Linked DNA regions of Homo sapiens: all the other regions are linked to region 1. The links are chromatin loops, found by intact Hi-C in ENCODE. Cell type or tissue: Caco-2. All regions are shown on one strand.

Region 1 (8,000 bases):
TAGCACCTGGGGTTCCACCATTCCTTGGTGAAAGAGCAACGCTCTTAGGGAGCTGAGGGCAATGAACTTCCAGAAACCTTGCATTTTTCTGACATTTGGAATGGTATAGCTCTTAGGAACTGCATCTTCACATCTGTCTGCTATCACCACTAAAGAAAGAAATGTCAAAGCCATGTAAAAGAAAATTTAGGATGTGTAAGACAGAATGCATCACAGGGAAAACTGAGCAGGTCAACCAGGCCGCCTACAGGTGTGAGCACCGAGACTCAGCATCCTTGTCTCAGGGAGTGATGCAGGGTGACTTCTTCAAGTCAGGGCTGGCTGGCTTTGTGCAAGGGTGAAAGGAACATAATCTATACCTTTGGGGTTGGCTTGGGGGCTGTGCATCTCCACTCAGCAGCCCTCAGCCTCCCCATACTCTTTGTCAGTCCAAGAAAGAATGGAAGCTTTGTGGTCATCAAAAGGGCAGGGGCTAAGGAGCTGGAGGAATGGAGTTTAAATCCTGGTCCCATCACTTACTAACTGATATTGAACAATCTCAGTTTTTTAAAAAATTATTTTTATAGACACACAGTCTCCCTCTGTCACCCAGTCTTGGGTGCAGTGGCACAGTCATAGCTCACCACAACCTCAAACTGCTAGGCTCAAGCAATTGCCCTGCCTTGGCCTCCAGGATAGCTGGGACTATAGGTGCGTGCCAGCATGTTTGGCCAATATTTTAATTTTTTGTAGAGATGGGGTCTTGCTATGTTACCCAGGCTGGTCTCAAACTCCTGGCTTCAAATTATACCCCTGCCTTAGCCTCCCAAAGTGCCTGGATTACAGGCATGAGCCACTGTGCCCAACTTGGACAATCTTTTTTATTCTTGCTGAGTCTCAATTTCCTTATCTGAAAAATGAAGATTACTTTATTCTTATAGGGTTCAATTAGAAATTATGGATAAAGTGCTTAGCACAGCCCCTGAGACATAGTAGGTGCTTAATCAATAGTAGTTTTATTCACTCACTCATCCATCCAATCATTTTAAGGAGGCAGCCCGAACGTGGCATGGCATAGCATAGCATAAAGACCTCTTACAAGTCTTCCCTTCTTTCTGCAAATGTGACTTTATCATCAAGGCCTGTTCAGACCACTTTGTTTGAATTGGAAACTTGCATCACAGATGCCATGTCCACAGTCTCCCACCCACTCCCCATCCTTTTTGCACTGCCCTTTTTTTTTCCCTATAGCACTATCTCTCTCTCTTTTTTTTTTTTCTTTTTTTTTTTGAGACAGAGTTTTGCTCTTGTTGCCCAGGCTGGAGTGCAATGGTGCCATCTCGGCTCACTGCAACCTCCACCTCTTGGGTTCAAGCAATTATCCTGCCTCAGCCTCCCAAGTAGCTGGGATTACAAGCATGTGCCACTACGCCTGGCTAATTTTGTATTTTTAGTAGAGACGGGGTTTCTCCATGTTGGTCAGGCTGGTCTCGAACTCCCAACCTCAGGTGATCCGCCCGCCTCGGCCTCCCAAAGTGCTGGGATTACAGGCGTGAGCCACTGTGCCTGACCTAGCACTATCACTTTCTAACAGATCACAGAACTTAGATTTGGCCTGTCTCCTGACAGAATCTAAGTCCCACAAGAACATGCGTCTTTGTAATATATTCCTTGCAATAAGGAAAAAAAACCAAAAAACAAAACATGGTACATACAAGGTGCCCAATAAATACCACTTGAATGTGCTAAGGAAGGCTCTGAAATCTTTGATTAAACCTGGTTCCAATGCGGTCTTGCCTCATACAGATGTTTGTAACATTTGGCATATTACTCTTCACCTCACTTTTCTCCCCTGATGATACTGATCACCATGATTTCAATCCCTTGGAGCCCAGAGAACTAAATGAGATAATGTCTGTAAAGCACTAGAAATAGCATCTGGGGCCTAATAACTGCTAACTAAATGAAAGCTATTAAAATGAAAACTTTCATATTTCTTGATTTTCATGCTAGTGTAGACACACAAGCACTCATCCAGTCATTCCCAGAAACATTCACCCCTAGTCTTATTCTGAACTCCCTTCCCCAATGTGTGTTAAGCAGCCAATAATGTGAATTCCACCTCCCTTCTGCGCCCCTCCAGTCACCCATTTCCTGAGAATCACAGACAGCATGATGGCCAATGAGGAAATCCAGAGATTATCACAGATATTTGGCCCCATCATGATTGACTAGTGCTGGGATCCAGACAGTGTTACTGCTCAGAAGTTTATCATCAGCAAATCATAGGACTCCTATGGCTCTATCTTGCAGTGGAAGCCAACACCATGGTGACTGCCTTCAAGGAGTTTATCAACCAAAATTTTCTCAAGAGTAGAACAAGGCCAACAACCATCTTAGTCTGCAAATGTATGTGTGTGTGTGTGTGTGCATGGACTACATCAGTGGAGACTGAGGGTGTGCAAGAGCCAGACAGGTCTCAAGTTCATTCTAGCTGACAGAGACAGAGAGAGCCTGCAATTTCTTCCTAGATCCTGCCCCCTAATATAAAAACTTTAAGGCAGAAAAACACAATGAATTACAAACAAGTGCTGTAGACTAAGTTCAAATTTCAGCTCTGTTGTGTGTCTTTGGGTAAAACACCCGGCCTCTCTGAAGATTAATTAATAAATTAGAGACAGGGTCTCACTGTGTTACCCAGGCTAGAGTGCACTGGCATGATCATAGTTCACTGCATCCTCAAACTCCTGGGCTTAAGCGATCCTCCCACCTCAGCCTCCTGAGTAGTTGGGGCTACAGGCATGCACCACCAAAGCCTGGCTAGTTTTATTATTTTTTATTTTCTAGAGATGGAGTCTTTCTCTGTTGGCAAGGCTGGTATTGAACTTCTGGCCTCAAGTGATCCTCCCACCTTAGCCTCCAGAGTGGCTGGGATTACAGGCATCAGCCACAGCACCTGGCCTGAAAATAATTATAACAGGCAACATGTGTTGCATACTTACTACATGCCAGGTGCTTTACATATATTGGTCATTTGTTCAGCCATTTGTTCAACCAATATTTATGGAGTGCCGGCTTCACACCAGGTGCTGTGGATACTGCAATGAACAGGACAGCCCAACTTCCTATCTTATTGAGCTTTAGTAGTGGAGACAGAAAGCAAGTAATCCGTTGCACAACTCTTTAATCATAATTAGATATGTATTCATTAAAGAACCTGTATTAAGCCTCATACTACTTAATCAATGAATTGTGATCACTGTCACAAAGCAGGAGTATATGAGGTGTTCTCTGAAAATGTATCCTGGGAGGGTGGGTGGCTCGACTGGTCTGAAAGCTCAGTCAAGCCTTTTTAGAAGAAATAACATTTTAATTATAAAATTGAAGGGTGAAGAGGGTTAGCTGTGTAGTCCCATTTTGCAGATAAAGAAACTGAAGGTTAGAGAAGTCATATTACTTGTTCATAAAACCACAGTTAGCATTTGATGGATTTCAAATTTGGAGGCTGGTTTTTCTAATTCAAATCTGTGGTTCTTTCTATCAGGTTAGTATGTGTCAAATTTAACACCAACGATTTCTGCAAAATCTGCATGCTAGGGTTCCTTCAAGAGATTCTGATTCAGGTCGAGGGTAGTGGCTCTTGCCTATAATCCCAGTACTTTGAGAGGCTGAAGGGGGAGGATCACTTGAGGCTAGGGGTTTGAGACCAGCCTGGGCAACATAGCAAGACCCTATCTCTACAATTTTTTTTTTTTTTTAAATAGCAGGCCTTGGTGGCACACACCTGTAATCCCAGCTACTCAGGAAGAGGGGACAGGAAGATTACTTGAGCTCAGGAGTTGGAGGCTGCAGTGAGCTATGGGCATGCCACTGCACTCCAGCCTGGGCAACACAGTGAGATCTTGTCTGTATTTAAAAAGAGAGATTCTGACTCAGTAGGTCCAGGGAAATAAGGAAAGTGAAGGCATATTTAAAAGAGCTTCCCAAGTGATTGGGATGCAAAACTCTAATAATACCACTGTCTAGGTCTTTCTGCGTCTCTACCCCAGGACTTAGTGGCAGCATAATATTTTGCAAGAAAACACCACTGGGAATGAAGGCTCCACCCTATCACTAACGGTCTGTGTGATCTAAAGGAAGTTTCACATTCTCTGGTCCTCAGTCTCTCCACAAGAATATGAGTCCGTCAGTACTTCCCAGTCCTTACTGTACGTTAGAATCAACTGGAAAGCTTAAAAAAAAAAATTCCTGTGCCCCACTTCCAAATAACTGCAAATAACTGCTCCAGAATCTCTGGGGAAAGGACCCAGGCAGAGATATTTACTAGAAGTTTCCATTTGATTTAGCACTAGATGATCTCAGAGGTCCCCTCTGACTTGGAAATCCTCTGCGTCTACAAAATCCTTCATCCCCTCCTGCCTGGAGAATCGAGAATGAGGGAGACATGACGGAAGCTCAGCTTAGGGGGTGGGGAATGGGGGAGCAATGCATTGCCAAGACCTGCTGCTCCACGCTGGCAGTGTCTTTGTGAAAGTAGTAACCTTTTTTTTCTGACTGATTTATGTGACAGTTGGAAAGCAGTCCCCAGAACAGCCTGTTCCTCCCCTCAGTGCTATTAACATAAATATGTGCATGGGGCCTTCAGCTCCTGCTTCTCTCTGTGTACAGGAGGCTTAAGGGGCCTTGAAAGCCGGAGGCCAAAGAGAAATCAGAGGAGAGGAAGTGTTGTTAGAGGCACAAGAATGAAAAGGGGAAAAGGACAGGACGTTGCTAAGAGACAATGTCAAGCTGGGCCATGGGATTAACAGCCAGTATCAAAGCAAGTACTTAATGGTATGTTCTTCTAGTAGGGCCTTTTCCAAGCACGAGCGAAGGGTGAGATTATCAAAGTAATTCCATTCCAAATTGGGCGTAAAAGGCCCCTTTCCTTCTTGGGTAGGACCAAAATGTTAAGCGAAAATAAAGAGATTTGTTTAAAAAATTATATCTTCCAGCTTGGGGTAAACTGGATTCTTCACTGTGGAATTTCTCTGGGTCTTTAATATGCTAATAAGCATTGAGAGTCACTGAGAGTAAGTCGGAATTTGCACACATGCTGAAATAATTTGCAACCTTTTTATTTAGAGGGCTCAAGTGTTTTCCAAGACATATTTGGGAAGCCCAGGTATAAAAAACAACTAATATAATATTTAATATTACTGTGCTAATTGTCTGACATGAATTATTTCATTTAATCTAAATGACGATCCTATGAGTGAGGTTCTTTTGTTTCCTTCTTTGCACAGATGGAGAAATTAAGGCATTGAAAAGTCACTTGCCCCAGATGACACAGCTAGTGGACAGTCGAGGAAATGTGGGCTCTGGAGTTGAATCACGATCTAGATTCAAATCTTGGTCCTGCCATTTGCTGGAGGGACATGTTTAGGCAAGTTAACTAACCGCTCTGAGCCTCGGTTTCCTAACTGCAAAGTGGAGAGAATAAAATGTACCTTGGAGAGTTGCTGCAATTAGCAATAATGTATATAAAGCATATAGTAAATATCCCATAAATAGTTATAGATATCATCATTGTCATCTTTTCTTTAATGTTCAAAAAGGGAGTTTATAGTGGTATCCAGAAAAGAACATACGTTTTGATTAAATAATGAAAAAAAATCAGCAGTAGAATTAGACATGTATCACTCTTGCTGTTTTGGGTGCCAAACCTGCTTCTTCTCAATCACCAGCTGGCATTGAAGCATTCTCCTTTGGGTCATATAAATGGGGATGTGGCAGGCTTGGGGGCCTCATGGGGTGGAGTTGTGATTGGGACCAGGGGTTTGCGGAGGAATTGTTGGCTTCTATCTGGCTGACCATCAGAGTCCTTGAGGAGCTTGTTAAAACATATTCCTAAGCCCTGGCCATTGTGCTTCTGAGTCCACGGGTCTGTGACGGCTCCTGGGAATATGTAGCTTGTGAGAACTTCCAGCTGATTCTGAATATTGGCCTGCTTTTAAAACCACTGGACCTGATGAAGACTTGGAAAACCTTCCTGCTCAGTTACCCTGTGAGGACTCAGAGGAGCCTGCTATGGTTATTTTCAGAGTCCAGAGAGTCTGCGGCCTTTCTTTGAGCAAGAATCCAATATCATGGCAATTGAGAAACACATTTTGTCTATGCTTTGTGGTTAGTACAGTGGCCTGGGTAGGTGAAATAAAGGACCGTGTGAGAAGTGGTTCGTTAATGATAATAGCATAGTCTTGGGCACCAAACAGGCCTGGGTTCAAATCCCAGCTCTGGGTAAGGGAGGGAGATATGCTACTGTTCAGTTAGGACAGTGGCAATAGCATAAGGAGCATAGCGGGTGCGTGCCCACCCTGGAAAGCCATGATGTTATGAATTGTTACTGTCTGTGCTGTCACCTTCATGATACAAATGAGAAGCCCAGCAGTATCTTGAATTACATTTTAGTAACTGTTTTCAAGACAACAGGAAATAAAAACATTTCTGTATTCTTATAGATGGACATATTTTCTTTTCTTGAATAAAATGCAAGTGAGTAGTATATTAGTCGTTGGCTTTAAATTAATCTTGATTTCACTATCGACTAGACCAAAAATTCACTAAGATATTTCATTTTTTTTCTTTAAGTCATGATTTCAAGCCTCCTAAATATTTATACCAGCCTTTTCTTCTTGGGGAGAAAGAGAGAGGGCTAACCTTGGCCACTGTTGTCAGCTTATAGTTTTAACATACTCCTTGAAATATTTCATACTTGGAAATTAAATTCTTCTTTAAAATATCACTATAATAAAGTATGTTCTGAGAAAAAAATCAATCTCAGCACTTCCTTTTGCTAGCTGTGCCATCAGAGGCAATATTCTTAAACTCTCTAAACCTTAGTTTCTTCATTTCTAATTCAAGAATAACTCTGTTCCCAATTTTAATAGGTTTCTAGAAGGATTAAGTAAGATAACCCAAATCAAGTACTGGTAAAAGGCCTGGCACATAATAAAGGCTTAATAAACCATTGCAGTCATTATCATTTTGTCCAAATTCAGTTTACTTACAATATGTATGTCTGTGGACAAATCACTGTGCCCTCCTGTGTGTCATTTTCCTCATTTGGGAAATAGGAATAAGGATACCTAACCATAGTGTTGTTGTAAACATTAGATGAGAAATTACTACATGTAAAACACCTAGCACCACGCTTGACGTACCAAAAGTATTTAACAAATGCTAGCTGATGTTGTTTTTAAGACTGACAGGTGTTCTTTGTACTTGGGTCTCGTAAGTCATTCATTCATTTGAAAACACATGTCAGGAACCTCCAATATGAAAGAAAGCACTTGATATAAATTCTTCATGCATTTGGCCACCCTAAAAACACAGTGCCTTAAACGTATGATGTTACCTCTCTGCTTTTAGGAGGGCATCCCAGGAGAAGGCAGAGTCCAGGAGGCGGATGTTGGGAAGCAAATCCTGAACTCATCAAGTCCCATAGCCCCTTTGTCTATGGACCTTCTGCCAGCATCTTCTGTAAGGTACGTTCTTTTACCCATGGTTGAGTACCACTGTGCACCATGCTAGGTACTAAGAACAGATTGATAAACTAATAGGCATGATCTCTGCCCTCATGGAGGTTCTAGGTAAGAGAAAGGACTCCCCTTTTCTTGGAGTGCAGAGGCTGGAAGTTAAGAGGTATATTCGGCAGAGGCCAGACAGGTGAGTGAAAATGACATGTTTAAAGAACTGAAAGAAAGTAACTATGGCTGAAACATGACAGGAGAGAGGGGATGCGGAGAGAAGAGATTGGAGAGGTAAATGTAGGTCCCATATGCAGGGTCTTCAAAGCAAAGGACACTGAGAACCCATTGCAAGGTTTTGAGCAGAAGGTGGCATAATCAGATTTGGGTTTTAGAAAGACTACTCTGGCTGCCTTGTGGGGAAGAAAAAAATGTATGTATGGAATGGGATAGAGGAGGGGTACTTAAGTTTTATTATGTCTGATGGCACAATAATTGATCCATCATCTTGGG
Region 2 (8,000 bases), 160 kb before region 1:
CTCCTCAAAGGTACTCACTAGATAGATTTTTTTTTCTTTCTGGAGCTTTTAAATTTGCATTTTGCATCTCTCTCTCTCTCTGTCTCTGTCTCTCTGTGTGTGTGTGTGTGTGTGTGTGCGCGCGCGCATATGTGTGTGTGTACTGTTAGAAATATTTACTGTATATCCATGTGCTCTTCCCAATTCCAGTTTCCTTGCAGCTCATATTGGCCTTGAGACTAGCTTAGGCCCATATACTATAAACAGAAGTGAGGCCAGGCACAGTGGCTCATGCCAGTAATCCCATCACTTTGGGAAGCTGAGGCAGGAGGATTGCTTGAGGCCAGGAGGTCAAAATCAGCCTGGGTAACATAGCAAGACCCTGTCTCTACCAAAAAATTTTTTAAATTAGTTGAGTGTGGTGGCATGCATCTGTAGTCCTAGCTACCTGGGAGGCTGAGGTGGGAGAATTTCTTGAGCCCAGGAGTTCAAGGTTACAGCGAGCAATGATTACACCACTGCACTCCAGCCTAGGCAACAGAGCGAGACCCTGTCTCAAAGAAGAAGTAATATTTGTCATTGCTGGGCTGATGCATAATGGTAAGAATGAGTTTTCCATGAGCCTTCTTACTTTCTTGTGAAGACTGAGGAGGCTCCATCTTCTAAATGTTACATATGCAATGTGATGGAAGCCTGGGTCCCTGAATGACTATATGGATTAGCATTCTTCTCTCATTGTGCATATGAGTGTTATATATGTACCATGAACAAACTATATCTTCCTTGTGTTTAATCACTGAGATTTCAGAATAAGCTAGTTACCACAGCAAAACCAATTATAACCTAATACATGAATCTGTACTTAGGATATTTTTAAAAAATTCAAAGGATTATAGTATATATATTGATCTGCAGCTTATTTTTTTCTCTTAACATTTCTAGACATCAGTCCTTGTCAGTACATATCAACTATCCTGATGTTATAAAGTCATACTCTCAGAACCATATTTTGACATGTTAATAACCATCCACTTAACAAAGAGTCTGACTAAATTTATTTATAAGGTAAATATTGAATATATACATGTCTGTAAGTATGCATCTGTAAACATTTGCCATTTAGTCATTTGTAAATGCATTTACAATAATTATGTATAATTTTGTATGTAAAGTAGTATAACATGACAGGTTCTGAGAGACTTGAAGAGCATTCTCATGAAGAAAAAAAGTTGAAAGACATTTTCTGGAGATTAAAAAAAATTAAGAAGCAGCAAAGAATGTGCCAAAAGGAAAAAGAAAAATAGCCACTTGTCTTTTAGGAAATGTCATAGAAAAGCATCAATTTGTTTATAGAGGATAAAATTTAGTATACCTAAATCTTAAAGTCAGGGGGCATAATAAAAGATGAAAACATAAATATGACAACTACAAAAATGACTGAAAGTATAGCTCATTTTAGTTTTCAAGAGATGATCAAACAATATTTTTACATTTTTAATGAAAATGTTAAGAGGTCAGAGTTCAATTAACCTAGCGATTTTATTCTTGAAGCAGACTCACAGGATAGGAAAACTACATTGAGCTTTTATTTCTATTTCTGTTCTATGAGGTTAGGGAAAGCTTCATCTTTTTTGGAACATTGCATATATATATTTTTTCTTTTTGTTGTTGTTATTTTTTAGCATCTTTGCTTTTCAGTTCCCCTTCATTAAGCTGTGAATGGTTGGAGCTCAATGTAAGATAAGACTAGCTCACAGAATCAATTCTGTGTGGATATTGTTGTGTTTTGGTTGTTCAACCTCATTGTCCTTTCCTAACAGTACCCTGATTTCCTTTCAGGGAACCCCATTTTATGCTGTCTTGGCAAGACAAAGAAAATCCAAGTTGTGCATGGCAGTAAAGGGGAGCCTGGAAGCATCTCTGGCAGTTCCTTTCTTTCCCAATTCTGAAGTGGGAAAAAGTGAGAAAGAAGAGAAAGTGGAAGTAATGATGAAACAAATGTGCAAAGACTGACCCTTACTGATGTGCATCAATGAAAGGAGGACAAAGCAGGCTTCTACCTCCTCTTCTTTTTGTATTTTCTTTCCTCTCTTCTCAGTTTTTCCTATTTCTATTTTTCTTTCTCTTCATAAGCTTTCTTCTCAGTTTTTACACTCCCACATTACATTTCATCTTGGTCTTTGTTTTTCTTCCAATCCTGTAATTTATTTGGTACCCAGGGGATATATCTCAGGAAATCTGTTACCCTATGTCTCTTTGCTGTCTAGTTATTTGACAATGTTTCCTTCTCTAATAAAGTTTTCTCCTTCTTTATGTTCCCTCTCATATGTTATCCCTTCATTATATTAAGATACTCAAAGAAAGGAAAATGCCTTGGCTGTCTTTTCCACCAACCAAGCTGGATGTAATTCCACTGTTTGCTGAGAAAAGAATTGCGTGTGACTCACAGGGTTTATCTTTGTCCGGACGCTCTGTTCATCACGGGTTATGTTGTTTGGCTGTGAAAGATGTATATTATGCCCAAATTATGTCATCTGCCCAAAGATTTGCAACAAAAGCTGGTCCTGGTACCTCCAACTTCTGCACATACTGATTGCTTTGTTTAGTTCTCTGCATCTAATTTTTATATTTTTAAATCCTCTCCACTGAATTTTAGCTGGAGCAGCACAACCCACCATAATTTAAACGGTTTTATCAATTGTGCACAAAAGGCCAAATAGCTCCAAGCACCTTGCAGCTCCCTCAACTGCGACCTCTATTCCTGTCTCTTATTCTTTCCCTACCACTACCCTTCTCCCCAGTACACTCTTCCTTATATTTTATAGTAACAGTACTGTTAGAAAAATAACACATAAAGGCAAATTCTACTGGAAATTGTAAACCACTGGCTGGCCATCAGACCAGTATCACTGGTATTATACAGACATCTATTATTTCCCAGCAGAGGAAACGGATGTTGTCAGAAGTTCTTATTCTGCACCCGCTATAAAGACAATGAGATTATACAAATGCATAGACTCAAGAAATATGATCAATGCCCTTGTGGTTTCTGTGATCGGTTTCTGTGATGAATGGCAAGCTGCTAAGAAGGATCATTTAAAGTGGAGGGAGGAAACCTCAGGGTTATATAAGATGGTGCTTTTTAAAGTCAGCTTTGAGTATTTCCTTGTGCGTTTCATGAATCTGATTATTAGCACTGCTCATGATGATATAGTGTGGCTATCTCAGAGAAATATTGGGGCACATTATTATTTGATTGAAATAAATGGGAAGAAAGAAAACTATACTCAAAATATCATTCTTTTTATACCAGAAAGAAGTTCAAGATGACCCGGTCCAACTCCCTTATTCTTCAATATAGAAGCTGAGTCTCAGAGAAATTAAAAGTCTTGCTCATGTCACATAAGCATTTCTAGACAAAATCTGCTCCAGGATCAAGATCTCTGGTCTCTAAGATTGGTGCCCTTGTCACCTCTTTGAAATTCATAAATATGTAATTTTTCTCTCATGCTAATTCTCGTGATAATTTTTGTATTTCTCTGCATCGCTAGGTCATTTTTGATAGTTGTAACAAATTCAACAAATATATATTCATTAACAATTTTCCTTTTTTTTTTTTCTGAGACAGAGTCTTGCTCTGTCACCGAGGCTGGAGTGCAGTGGCACAATCTTGGCTCACTGCAACCTCTGCCTCCCAGGTTCAAGCAATTGTCCTGCCTCAGCTTCACCAGTAGCTTGGATTACAGGTGCCTGCCACCATACCCAGTTAATTTTTGTATTTTTAGTAGAGATGAGGTTTCACCATGTTGGGCAGGCTGGTCTCAAACTCCTGACCTCAAGTGATCCGCCTGCCTCAGCCTCCCAAAGTGCTAGGATTACAGGCGTGAGGCCAACACCTTTACTTTTTAAAGCTTATATGCAAAGAATTATGCCTGTGTCTTGAATAGCAGTGGGGGTAGCACAGTTATGTTAGTTTTCTGTTGCTGCTATTACAAATAGTGAGAAACCAGGTGACTTAAAATCGTTCTTTTTTTTCTTTTTTTTTTTTTTATTATCTTACAGTTCTGCAGGTTAGAAATCTCACAATAGTGGTAAAAAGTTTTGGGATTTAGAGCTCACCTGGCTCAGTTTGAATGACAGCTGTGTGATTTTAGACAACTCACTTAACTATTCTGATTCAGTTTCCTTTCCGTAAAATGTGAGTATTGATAGTACCTGCCCCTTAGGGTTGCTGTGAAAATTATAGAAGTTGATTCACATTTTACATATAGAGCAGTGCCTGGTACATTGTAAGTGTGTGCGTGGGTGTATGTGTGTGTGTGAGAGAGAGAGAGAGAGACAGAGAGAGAAAGTCTTACTGCTATAATAGTTCTTACTCTAAAACTTGAACAACAGAATTCCTATTTGGGAGCTTACAGTTGAATTGTCAAGAAACAATATGAATCATCTGAGTATTTGAATGGTTTCAATAAGATGAGTGGGCTTGGTGTACAAGAGAAGGCAGGACTTTTTGAGCAGGGGGCAGCACAAGAAAGGCTTATATCCAAAAGGAAAGTTGAATCCAAATATGGTTTATCCAGCAAGCAAGCTGGACAAGTGTTGCAAATAGACCTAAACCCGTTTATTTGTTCACATGTGTCAAGGTCTTTCAGCAAACATGGTTAGCCCCTAATAATGAGAGCTGGGTGCAAGCTAGATGTTCCCTTCCCTGTGTATAAACTTTTCTGCCAAGTGGTACGTTCATGAGAGCAAGGCTCAAACCAATTTCTGCCACACTTCCAAAGGTTATTCACAAGTCTCTGTAATCCAATGGCCGACTCTGCTCTCTGTTGTTTCAGGTTCTCCAATATCATATATGAAAGGGTCAGTTGGAGACAGATGTGGCTATGATCTGAGGTAGCAGTAACCTAATTGCATCAGGCAGCAGGAATATCCACAATGTGCGCCTACACAAGACTGAATGACACCACTGTGGCAGCATCATTAGGCTCCTGGCTCACCAGATTCTTATGCCCCATCTTGGTAAGGGTGACAGCTCCTCTATAGCTTTTTAAATCTAATCCATCCTCTTCACCAATGTACAAATTATTTCCAATGTCTGTTATGCTGATTATGAATCTTCTGGTTATCTTTAGGTATACAGCCATGCACTGCATAAAGACATTTCGGTCACGATGCACCACATGTATGATGGTGGGCCCATATGATTATAATAGAGCTGAAAAATTCCTATTACCTAGTGATGTTATAACTACCATAATGTTATAGCACAATTATGGTATTTTTAAAATAAATGTAAGTAGACAGTGTTCATAAAGTTTACAGTGGTATACAGTAATGTCCTAGACCTCCACATTCACTCGCCACTCATTCACTGACTCACCCGGAGCAACTTCCAGTCCTGCAAGCTCCATTCATGGTAAGTGCCTAATGCAGGTCAACCATTTTTTATCTTTTATACTGTATTTTTACAGTATCTGTTCTATGTTTAGATGTGTTTAGATACACATCTAAGCACATGTGTTAGATACTTTCCATTGTGTTACAATTGCCTACAGTGTTCAGCAAAGTAACATGAGGTACAGATTTGTAGCCTAGGAGCAATAGCCTATATACTATATAGCCTAGGTATGTAGTAGGCTATATCACTCAGGTTTGATTGAGCCACACTCAATCATAGTGTTCTCTGGTTCTTTGTGCTTGTATATTTATTCTCTCATCCTAGATCGCCAATCTAGTCATCATAGCCTTGAGAAAATACCTGTAGTGGTTCCTCTCAAATTTTCATCAAAAATCTCTCCTCTGAGTTTTAGTCTTATATATTCAGTTACTTATTTTTCTCATGGCATATTCATAATCTCATATAGTCAATTATTTATTTTTCTCACAGCATACATGATATGATGTTTGCACAATGATGGAATCACCTACTGACAGAATGTAGTCCTGTCATTGAGACACGTGACTGTATTTTAATGATCTCCATCTTCTATGTAAGTCATTCCTCCCAGTGTCTTGGTCATGTGTTCCTGATTAAAAGAGGGAAAATGCCCTGATTGGATGAACTGAGTGTGTAGGTACGGCTTGTCAACTTTGAGGTTTACTTCACGGCATCTGGGTAGGTCATTTTTGGATGAACTCTCAATGTAAGTGTCTTTAGGTTCTTTTCCCTTGACTTGGTCAGGTTCCCAGGTATATTAAGGTTCTCTAGAGGGACAGAACTAATAAGATATATAAATATATGTATGTGTGTGTATATATATATATATCCTCCCAAATTTTCATCAAAAATCTTGTGTATATATACATATATACATACATGTACATATAAAATACATATATGTATATGTATATATGTATATAAATACATATATACGTATATATGTATATAAATACATATATACGTATATATATATGAATATATAGAGAGAGATATATAGGAGCTTATTAAGTATTAACTCACATAATCACAAGGTTCCACAATAGAGACTCTAGTTCTTTGTGTCTTATATTTATTCTTTCATCTTAGATCACCTGTCTACTCATCACAGCCTTAATAAAATAACCTGTGTTGGTTCCTCCCACATTTTCATCAAAAATCTCTCCTCTGAGTCTTCGTCTTAAATATTCGATTAGTTATTTTTCTCATAGCATATTCTATTTAATATAGTTATTTGCATATCTAATTGTATCCTCATTTTCTTCTTAGACTCTGAAGTCTATTAAGAAGAAACTGTGTCTATCTTCCTTACCATTGTTTACCTAGTATAGTACCTGTCACATGGTAGGAATTCAATAATGTTAATGTTAGTTCATGTTCACACTGCTATAAAGATACTACCTGAGACTGGGTAATTTATAAACAAAAGAGGTTTAATTGACTCACAGTTATGCATGGCTGGGGAAGCCTCAGGAAACTTACAATCATCTTGGAAGGCAAAGGAGAAGCAGGCACCTTCTTCACAAGGTGGCAGGAGAGAGAGAGCACAGGGGAAACTGCCACTTTAAAAACCATCAGCTCGCCGGGCGCGGTGGCTCACGCCTGTAATCTCAGCACTTTGGGAGGCCGAGGTGGGCGGATCACGAGGTCAGGAGATTGAGACTGTCCTGTCTAACACAGTGAAACCCCGTCTCTACTAAAAAATACAAAAAATTAGCCGGGCATGGTGGCGGGCGCCTGTAGTCCCAGCTACGCGGGAGGCTGAGGCAGGAGAATGGCGTGAACCCGGGAGGCGGAGCTTGCAGTGAGCCGAGATCGTGCCACTGCACTCCAGCCTGGGTGACAGAGCGAGACTCCGTCTCAAAAAAAACCATCAGCTCTCGTGAGAACTCCGTCACTATCATGAGAACAGCATGGGGGAACTGCCCTCACCATCCAAGCTCCTCCCATCAGGTCCCTTCCCTGACACCTGGGGATTACAATTCGAGATGAGATTTGGGTGGGGACACAGAGCCAAACCACATCAAATGTATACTGGATTAATGAATACACACACACATACACATACACACACACACACACACACACACACACACATGAATATGACTTAGATTTTGGCCCTATATTCTTCATTCTCCACCATATTATGCCCTTTTTCTAGGACTGAATTGAAGACTTTTCAGATCATTGATGACTTGTATAGATCACTGCCCTTGTTTTATTCCCCATCCCCGATATGTGCCCTTAATAAGGCTTTAGAGAAAAGATTCATCCAGATGGTAACATACGTTTAAAATCAGACAGCTGAGGAAAAAAGTCATCAATTATATTAGGGGAGTTGAGTGTTGAGTAAGAGCTTTTTCTAAAACATCCATTTGATTTGTGAAAAACTCCAAACTACCAGCACTTAATTTCTTGCTCCAAATCCCAAATTAAAAAAGAACCATGGTTCTCCTTTTTTCATGTTCTATAGCCTTCCACAGGGGAGAAAGCGCATCATGAGACTGATCAGGCACCACCTGATTATGGGTTCTTGCCTAGTTCTGGAGTCTACATTAACTCCTGACATCTTTATTTGTGG
Region 3 (8,000 bases), 73 kb before region 1:
TATATTTTATGCTCTATAGGACAGGAAGCATGTTTGATTGAAGTGTACCTAGGACACAGTACCTTGTACTGAGAGGCAGCTAATAAACTATACACCAAATAAATGGCGGGATTGGTAAATGGTAGAAGGTGAGGTGGGTTAGGGAAAGCTGGGGTCCATCATGAAAGGTTTTGGTTCTGAGTGGAAGATGCTTGTCTGGACCTAGTCCATGACAATGATCCATGCGAGGCTTCTTGATGAGGGTGTGGGAGGAATATTACCCTGGCAGCAGTGAGGAGCTTGGCTGGGAGTGAGAAGAAGCTAGAACCACATAAGAATTACGATGTGGCTGCCACAGTCCAGACTTAAGGCCGTGACAGTCAGGAGCAGGCCTATGGCTGTAGGAATGATAAAGAAATGAATGCATCCCAGAAATGCTGCTTGTGAAAGAATCAAGAGCACTTGATAGAAGAGAGTCAAAGATCATTTCTAGAGGGCTCATCCTTTCTTTCACAGATTCATTAATTTATTAATTCAGCAAACATTGATTGAGGTATAAGGCACTGGTATATAGCAGAGAATAAAACAGACATGCTCCTTGCCCTCCTGTAAGTAAGTAAGACAGATAGTAGATAAGTAAACAAACCAAAAGAAAGAGTGCTTAATATAATCAGCAAGGAATCAACTTCATGAATGAAATCCAATAATTCATGTAAAGCACTTGGTACAGTGCTTGCTTGGCATGTAGTAAAAGCTCAGTAAACATTATCAGGTTCCTCTCCTCCACCAATCATCTCATGAAAATAGAGGGATCTCCTGTTGTGTCTCATAGCCATTAAATGAATCACAATAATGGCTGCCATATATCAAGTGCCTATTACATACCAAGTTCTATATCATGGGCTTTGCATGTACTAGCTTCTTACAACAACCTTGTAAGATAGCTACAATTATTCTTTTTCAGATAAAGGAATGAGAAGCTAAAATAAGTTAATTTTCAAAAATTTCCAGGGCTAGTAAACAGAAAACCTTAGGCATGTTTATCTCACAAATTCTCTTCCCTTTCCATTGTCACAATATGTTTACTGTCAACTAGTGTTTACACCATCTGCTTTATGATGGATCTGATGGGCTCTTTAGACTTAGCTATCCACTCAGGTAACTGAAAGAATGTACAAGTAATAAGCAGCAAATTGAAGCAATTACATATGGCTCAGCTACCCACATCCAGGCATGGACAACTGTGTGGTCCTTCCTGACTTCCAATGTACATCTTTGAACTGAGAAGACATTTGAATAGAGTCATTCTGTGATTCTTTGAAGAAAGTGTTTATTTCTGTATGTTTGGAACTCTTAGACCATAGAGCATCTACAGTATTGTTTAAGTCAAATTGTGTGTGCCTACAGTGTTAGGACAAAGAGTGTAGGCTCTGTTGAAGTCCTGTCTTTAGTAGACTGTGAAATCAAACAGGTCACTTAATGCATTCTAAGCCACATTTAGTTATTTATAAAGTTGGAACAAATAGGATCATAACAGAAACAGTATTTCATAGGATGCATTTGGGATTTAATGAGTAAAAATGAAGTATATTCTTAGCTCCTGGCAATTTTGCATTTAGCAATATCTGGAGACATTTTTGGTTGTCACAACTTGGGGAGTGCTACTGGTGTCTCATGAGTAGAAACTAAAAATGCTGCTAAATATCCCACCTTGCAGGAGACAACTCCCTCAACAAAGAATTATCCAGTCCAAAGCATTACTAGTGCTACTAGTGCCAGGGTTGAGACACCCTGATGTATATCCTAGGAACACTTGGAAAATCCCCTTGGAAACACTCAGATGCATGATACCCAGATGAAAATACATCTAGGGTATTGACTAAATATTTCACTTTTCATCTAAATATTTTGAAGTCATGAAAAGAATATTTCCATTAGTCCATTTGGGATGTGGTGTGGGGTGGTAAATTTCTTTGTCAGTTGTTTAAGAGTTTCACAAAGCTGAATTTGCATCAGACTTTAAGCTCTGTTTCTTTCATTTCACGAGTGGCTCACATATAACATCACTTTGGGAATGGAGGTTTATTTGTTTTTTTGTAGTTTTGTGTAACTTAAAAGCATCTTGAATTATTAAACCAGTTATTTTCCAGGCCTGCAAATGTTTTCAGCATGTCGCCTTGTTTCCCTGAGTCAGCACATACTATTGTGTCTTGGAAGATCTCATTCAAAACCATTTCCTTAAGATGTTGCTATTTTTCTTTTGGATTATTATATTTGGGGTGCTCATTCTGACCAAAGAAGGCATGTTTCTCCCAGATCTCCTCATTCAAGGGCCTGTTGGGAATTCTGCTCAGGGTGAAAAGGGTACGGACCATAATTTCAGGCTAAAGAGAATCTTAAGGGGTCATTTAATATTTTCCCCTGATGCACTGGACTCTTGCTTACTTCTTACTTCCAGCCAGCAGCCAAACCATAAGGTAAATCTTCCAGCTCACATTTTATGAGACAATAAGAGTACTTTGAATTACAACTAAAAAACTCTTTTTCTGCTTCAGAGCCAAATGCTTTTACAAGAGGCAGAAAAAAAAAGAAAAAGAAAAAAAAACCCACTCAAGTCAAACTGATGAAAACCAGTCAAAATATATCCTTGTTGTGGCTGATACAGCGCTCCTGGCTGATCCCAAAACACAGAAGGCGTCTTCAGGCACCACTCTCCACACTGACTGAACTAGATTTCTGTGTCAACTGCTTGAAAGCTGCAGTCCTACACCACACATTTCCTGAGATTATTATTGAAAATTATCAGACCTGTTTTGTTCATTACCAGGAAGCTGAAAAATGACTTGCAAAAAGAGGCTGAAAGCTTTCTACAAGCCAGTACAGGCTGACTTTTAAGTAAAGCTCTTGAATCCATCATGCAGGGGCTAAAGCCTCAGGGAAGTTATCCTTCATAATAACTCCATGGAAATTTCTATTGAAATCTGTGGGCCCCCTAGGGATGGTTAGTCCCCCCTCCCATCTAAGTTTGTTCACTTAATATGCACTCATCTCATATGATTTGCTTTTAAGGAGCAAATGTGTTCATTCTTAATTTTTATTTTAAACAATATTTACTCATGCAGAAGCAAGAGAAAGAGATTTTCCCTCTTGATGTCAAGAAATCTGAATTCTGCTTAAGGAAATCATGCAATTATACCCTGTGAGAACCGAGAAGGACCTAGCTCATCATCCAACTGAGTTTCGTAGACCCAGAGAGGCTCCTAAGAGACCCAAACTAATTATGCCTGAATGGGGAATAACGGAGCCCAGCCAAAGATCTTTGTGCTGTAATACACATGGCACCCGAGGTCTTACTGATGTTAATTGTTCTCTTTGTTGTTTTCATCTGAGACTAGACTGTCCTGCTCTTATTTCTCCCGATATTCCTAACAGTTCATTAATAATCCCTGTCCCCTTCTCACCCATCTGACTTTGAAGAACCTGAATTCATCTAGGCTTTGATTAGTGGTAATTATTTACCTGTCAGACTCCAGCTGGAGTACATCACCAAAGCTGAGTCACATAGCTTTGCTTCCAGTGACTGCTTTCAAACAATTAAATCAGAGAACCACCTGTGTAAATATGTAATATTTGGCGATAAGAAAATGATTAGGCGATGGAGCCTGAGCTGAACTCGTGAAAAATACTGAATATTTCTCCCTCGGGCTTTTAACACATGCTTTTAAGCATTTCTGATCTCAAGAACAAGGTTAGGTTATTTTCCCACCCTTCCTACCCCTTGTTTGTTTGGAAAATGTAGCTAATATCTCTAGATTTCGTTCGTTTGAAAGCATTAAAATTTTAAGGGAATCATCTCATGTGGAAGCTGAAAGAGAGGTTGAAATAGGGTGAAACACTAACCAGTAATTTTCTTTTTCAAAGCCAAAATGTCGATCTCAACAGATAAACCGACAATGGAAACTCATTTTGGACAATGATATCTGTCCTTATTTGTATTTAGGATTTCTATGGTGGGATTGCAATGGTAGGATCATGGAAGGAGCAAGAGCTGTTGTAGTCAGATAAACCAGGGATTTGAATCATCACTTTAGCACCTAGCAGCTATGTGACCTTTAGCACATTTTGAGCCTAGGTTCCAAATCTTAAAAAACAAACAAAAAAAGGACATAATTCCTAACCTTATCTACCATGCCATGCCACATGTAAAGTACTGAGCTCTCTGCCTGCTAAGCAAACATCCACTCTGCCCCCACTCCAGAATAATAGACCAGAAAAATCTGTCCTCTTTAGCAAGCCACAGTCTTCAATCATTGCTGATTTTTAAAAGTTGCTTTTTGGTGGAGAACAATAAGCAATAAGTGATACCACCAGAAAGCAATTCTAAAATTTCCTTCTTTACTGTCAAACAGTACCCTGCCCTACGTTTGGCATTTGTTCCTTCTTTAACAGAAATTCGTGTAGACTAACCATAGAAAAGATCTTTTCAGTTCTATAGTTGGACATCGAAAAATACCATACCTGACTATCAGTTGCTTAGGTGTTTTTGCTGTTTCAATCCGAAATTTTTTGGCAGAAGGGCATTCTCTGGGTGGGACTTTAGGGACCCACTCCTGTTGTATTCCATTTGCATTTATGGGTCATCACTTGATGCAAAGCTCAAAGCCCTGCTTCCTTACTTCCTAAACTCTGTGATCTTGGACAAGTTATTCTTTGTGCTTCGGTTTCTTCAACTGCAAAATAGAAATGGAAATAACTAATGAGTAGGATTATTCAGAGAAGTCAGTGGGTTATACGGAAAGGACTTAGAATAGTGATTTGAACAGAGACAACAGTCAATTTTATTCTTTTGTTTGTTTTTTTTTTTTACATTTTGGATGCAGGCGGTACATGTGCTTGTTTGTTACATGAGTATATTGCATATTGGTGGGGATTGGGCTTCTAGTGTATCCATTACCCAAATAGCGAATATTGTACCAGGTAGGTATTTTTTCAACCCTCACCCCTAACCTTCCTCACTTTTTGAGTCCCCAGTGTTTATTATTTCCATCTTTATGTCCATAGGTACTCATTGTTTAGCTCCTATTTATAAGTGAGAACATGCGGTATTTGGTTTTCTGTTTCTGAGTTAGTTCAGTTAGGATAATGGCCTCCAGCACCATCTATGTTGCTACAAAGAGCAGGATTTCATTCTTTTTTATGGTTGCATAGTATTCTATTTTATATATATTTATATCATATAAAATAGGGTATGTGTGTATGTATGTACATATATATATATACACGCACACATACATACACACATACCCTATTTTCTTTATCTAGTCAACCATTGATGAACACATAGGTTGTTTGCTATTATAAGTAATGCTGTGATGAACATACAAGTTCAGGTGTCTTTTTGATATAATAATTTCTTTACCTTTGGGTAGATACCCAGTAGTGGGATTGCTGCATCAAATAGTAGTTCTATTTTTAGTTCTTTGAGAAATCTCCATACTGTTTTCCATAGAGGTTGAACTAATTTACATTCCCACCAGCAATGTATATGTGTAACCTTTTCTCCATATCCATGCCAACATTGACAACAACAAATAAACGTTAGTTGTAGTTGTGGTTGCTATTATTACTGGGACAAATGTAGGCAGCTAACAAGAGTTGGTGTCATGGAAAGAGCTAGTGTACACAGCACAGTATTCAAACTCCCAGTCTTCCCAAGTCAAAAAAGTCACTGCTAAAAATGTTATCCTCTTTCATAAAAGTCATTTGCAGTTTCACTTAGTTTTAATGCAATGTTCTATTTGGGGTTTCTAAATATGACAGTGAAAAGTGAGAAAGACTTCTATGAAATATTACTGTTATTTCTACAGGCAGGTGCAATTGCATTTGGACCTTGACTCCAAAATTAATCACTGACTTCAAGTTGACACACTCGTGAGGGAGTAAACAGCAAAAAGTTATAAAAAGTTGGATTTATTTACCATCACTTTTTAAATGAATATTTTGAACAGCAGTATACGAGGTTTGAGGATATAAACCTGTCTCCTGCTGACTTGAGCATCTAAGTTGCCCACAATTACCTGATTGTTTTGTCACTTTGATGGTACCTTCTATTTTTGGTGAGCACTTTGCTTGTTTTTAGATAGGTTTTACTAGTGTAAAACAAACATCCTAAACACCCCCAAATTTTCTGAGGCCAAAAGATATACATTAAGTTGTGACAGGAGAGCTAATACAGATTCGTAGGAGGCTGTGAAAGGAGTTTTAAATGCAAAATATTAAGAAGGATCACTCTTTTTGGAGTGCATCATTTCACCTTCTAATCTTTTAAGGAAACTGATCAGTACTAAATGAAAAGATGTGGTGGGATGAGTTGCTTCGGAATAGAAAAAGCACTTTAAATGATTAGGCTTCCTACATACCTTAAAATAAATTTACTCTGAAATTCCCATTAGATCCCTTTGAATTCACAGGGCAATATGGTCTCCTTGTTTTGTTTAACAGCTATACATTCCCAAGGGTGTTAACGACTCATCGTGCTGGAGTTGAGCTCTAATATTCTTCTTCTCTGAGGCCTTATCACTTATACAGAGTCTGTTGATTAACTGTGTATAACAATATTCCAATTGTCCAATTGAATAGGCTGTATTATATGAATCTCAATAATAACACCATAAAATCTAAGCAGAGAAAGAGAGGGTGCACTGATAAATGTAAGTGCATGCACTGAATTTCTGAAATGTATTTTCTCATTTGGCACTTTCAATGCCACAGTTTAAACACCGAAATGTTCTTTCTGTACATTTATCAATGTATAATTCTTTACATTTGGGATGCTTTCATAAACATTGGTCCATTTTGTAGGAAATTGAAGAAATCATTCTAATTCCACATTTTGGACACTTTATAATTAACCTAAAATTTTTTCATCTGGTTTAAATATTCTGCCAACTCCTCTTGCACCTTACTTCCTGGTCAATTCCCACATAAATTTCTGCAGCTGCAAACTGCCAGGCTGCTATTGATTCTATGTCTCCTTGCTAAAGGTTACTAACTTCATCAACAGTAATGCTATAAATTACATCTGTTAAGATTCTCTTATTCCTTGCTGCTAGGTCACAAGGTACCTTTGGTTTCTGGCTGCTTAATGTTGTTGACATTCATTTTGTCCATCATTCTACAAAGACTATAGAACTGAATTATTGTTGGATACTATTACCAAGTTGACACACTTTCAGCTTCTGGACCATGAGCTGGAACCAAAAATCTGACGTTTTTGGCAACAAATCCCACAGTGTATTATCTTTGGTCCAAAAAGCTTTCAAATAATGAAAGCATGACTACAGCTGTTCAATCTTATTCCAAGTTTCTTTCTGCCTTCCTTCACCCATGCACCCATGACATTCGGATGCACAGACTTGGGATAACATTCTTAGTTTTTATTCAGAAGAAAAAAATAGAGTTGTTAGAGATCTGTGTAAGCAAAAATTAAATGAAGCATCATGGCATTAATGTGAGAAGATTATAGATAGATTCGTAGATCTCAATTCGTATGCTACAAACTTTTCACAGGTTTGCCACCTAGTTGGGAACAGTCTGTGCAGTTTTCTTTTTGTACCTCTGAGGTTATTCACTGTCATGACAACTGTCACTAATTTTGTTTGTCTGAGATGGTCATGAAGCATGGTGGTGGTAGTGGGGCTGAAACTAGGAGTAGGAAAGGAGAGACAGCATAACACAAATCTGAAAAGAAAAATTGAAAACATGCGTGACATGAAAGATGTGCGGGTGGAAGTCTGTAGTATCTTTTCCCTAGAAGGGTATAAATATGCACACCTTATTAACTTTATTGAAGTATAATTTACATGAGACAAAATCAATGTATCTATTTTAAGTGTCCAGTTTAAGTTTTGATATATGCATACATATGTATAATGATCACCAAAATCAAGACACATAAAATTCCCAATTCACTAAAATATTACCTTCTGTTTCTGCCCAGGCAACCTCCCACCCTAACCCCA

The links. Peaks named below come from ENCODE experiments on the same cell type or tissue, not always from the same donor. Only the 100,000 strongest peaks of a DNase experiment are listed, where the experiment ranks them.
Region 2: it touches region 1 in a loop (2.2-fold over the local background); 1 of 110 quality-filtered maps calls a loop at or near these places.
Region 3: it touches region 1 in a loop (11-fold over the local background); 1 of 110 quality-filtered maps calls a loop at or near these places.

The regions. Positions count from the first base shown.
Region 1 is chr3:64,942,009-64,950,008 of GRCh38, reverse strand. The region is part of intron 4 of ADAMTS9-AS2 (ADAMTS9 antisense RNA 2); the gene reads right to left. It overlaps LOC105377124 (a long non-coding RNA gene), which reads left to right. Exons shown (of 3, transcript XR_007095948.1): 2 at 7,390-7,505. Among named protein-coding and RNA genes, the nearest start is that of LINC02040, 230 kb to the left of the region's middle. RefSeq lists an enhancer at 4,350-5,222. In Caco-2, no CTCF peak of the experiment used is centred here; a DNase peak (open chromatin) is centred at 4,668.
Region 2 is chr3:65,101,844-65,109,843 of GRCh38, reverse strand. LOC107986017 (a long non-coding RNA gene) reads left to right here and starts at 4,048. Exons shown (of 3, transcript XR_001740438.2): 1 at 4,048-4,177; 2 at 4,818-5,398; 3 at 5,870-6,165. It overlaps LOC105377125 (a long non-coding RNA gene), which reads left to right. Exons shown (of 3, transcript XR_940925.3): 2 at 922-1,044; 3 at 1,819-2,292. In Caco-2, no CTCF peak of the experiment used is centred here; no DNase peak of the experiment used is centred here.
Region 3 is chr3:65,015,150-65,023,149 of GRCh38, reverse strand. No RefSeq gene overlaps it. Among named protein-coding and RNA genes, the nearest start is that of LINC02040, 160 kb to the left of the region's middle. In Caco-2, no CTCF peak of the experiment used is centred here; DNase peaks (open chromatin) are centred at 3,549 and 4,159.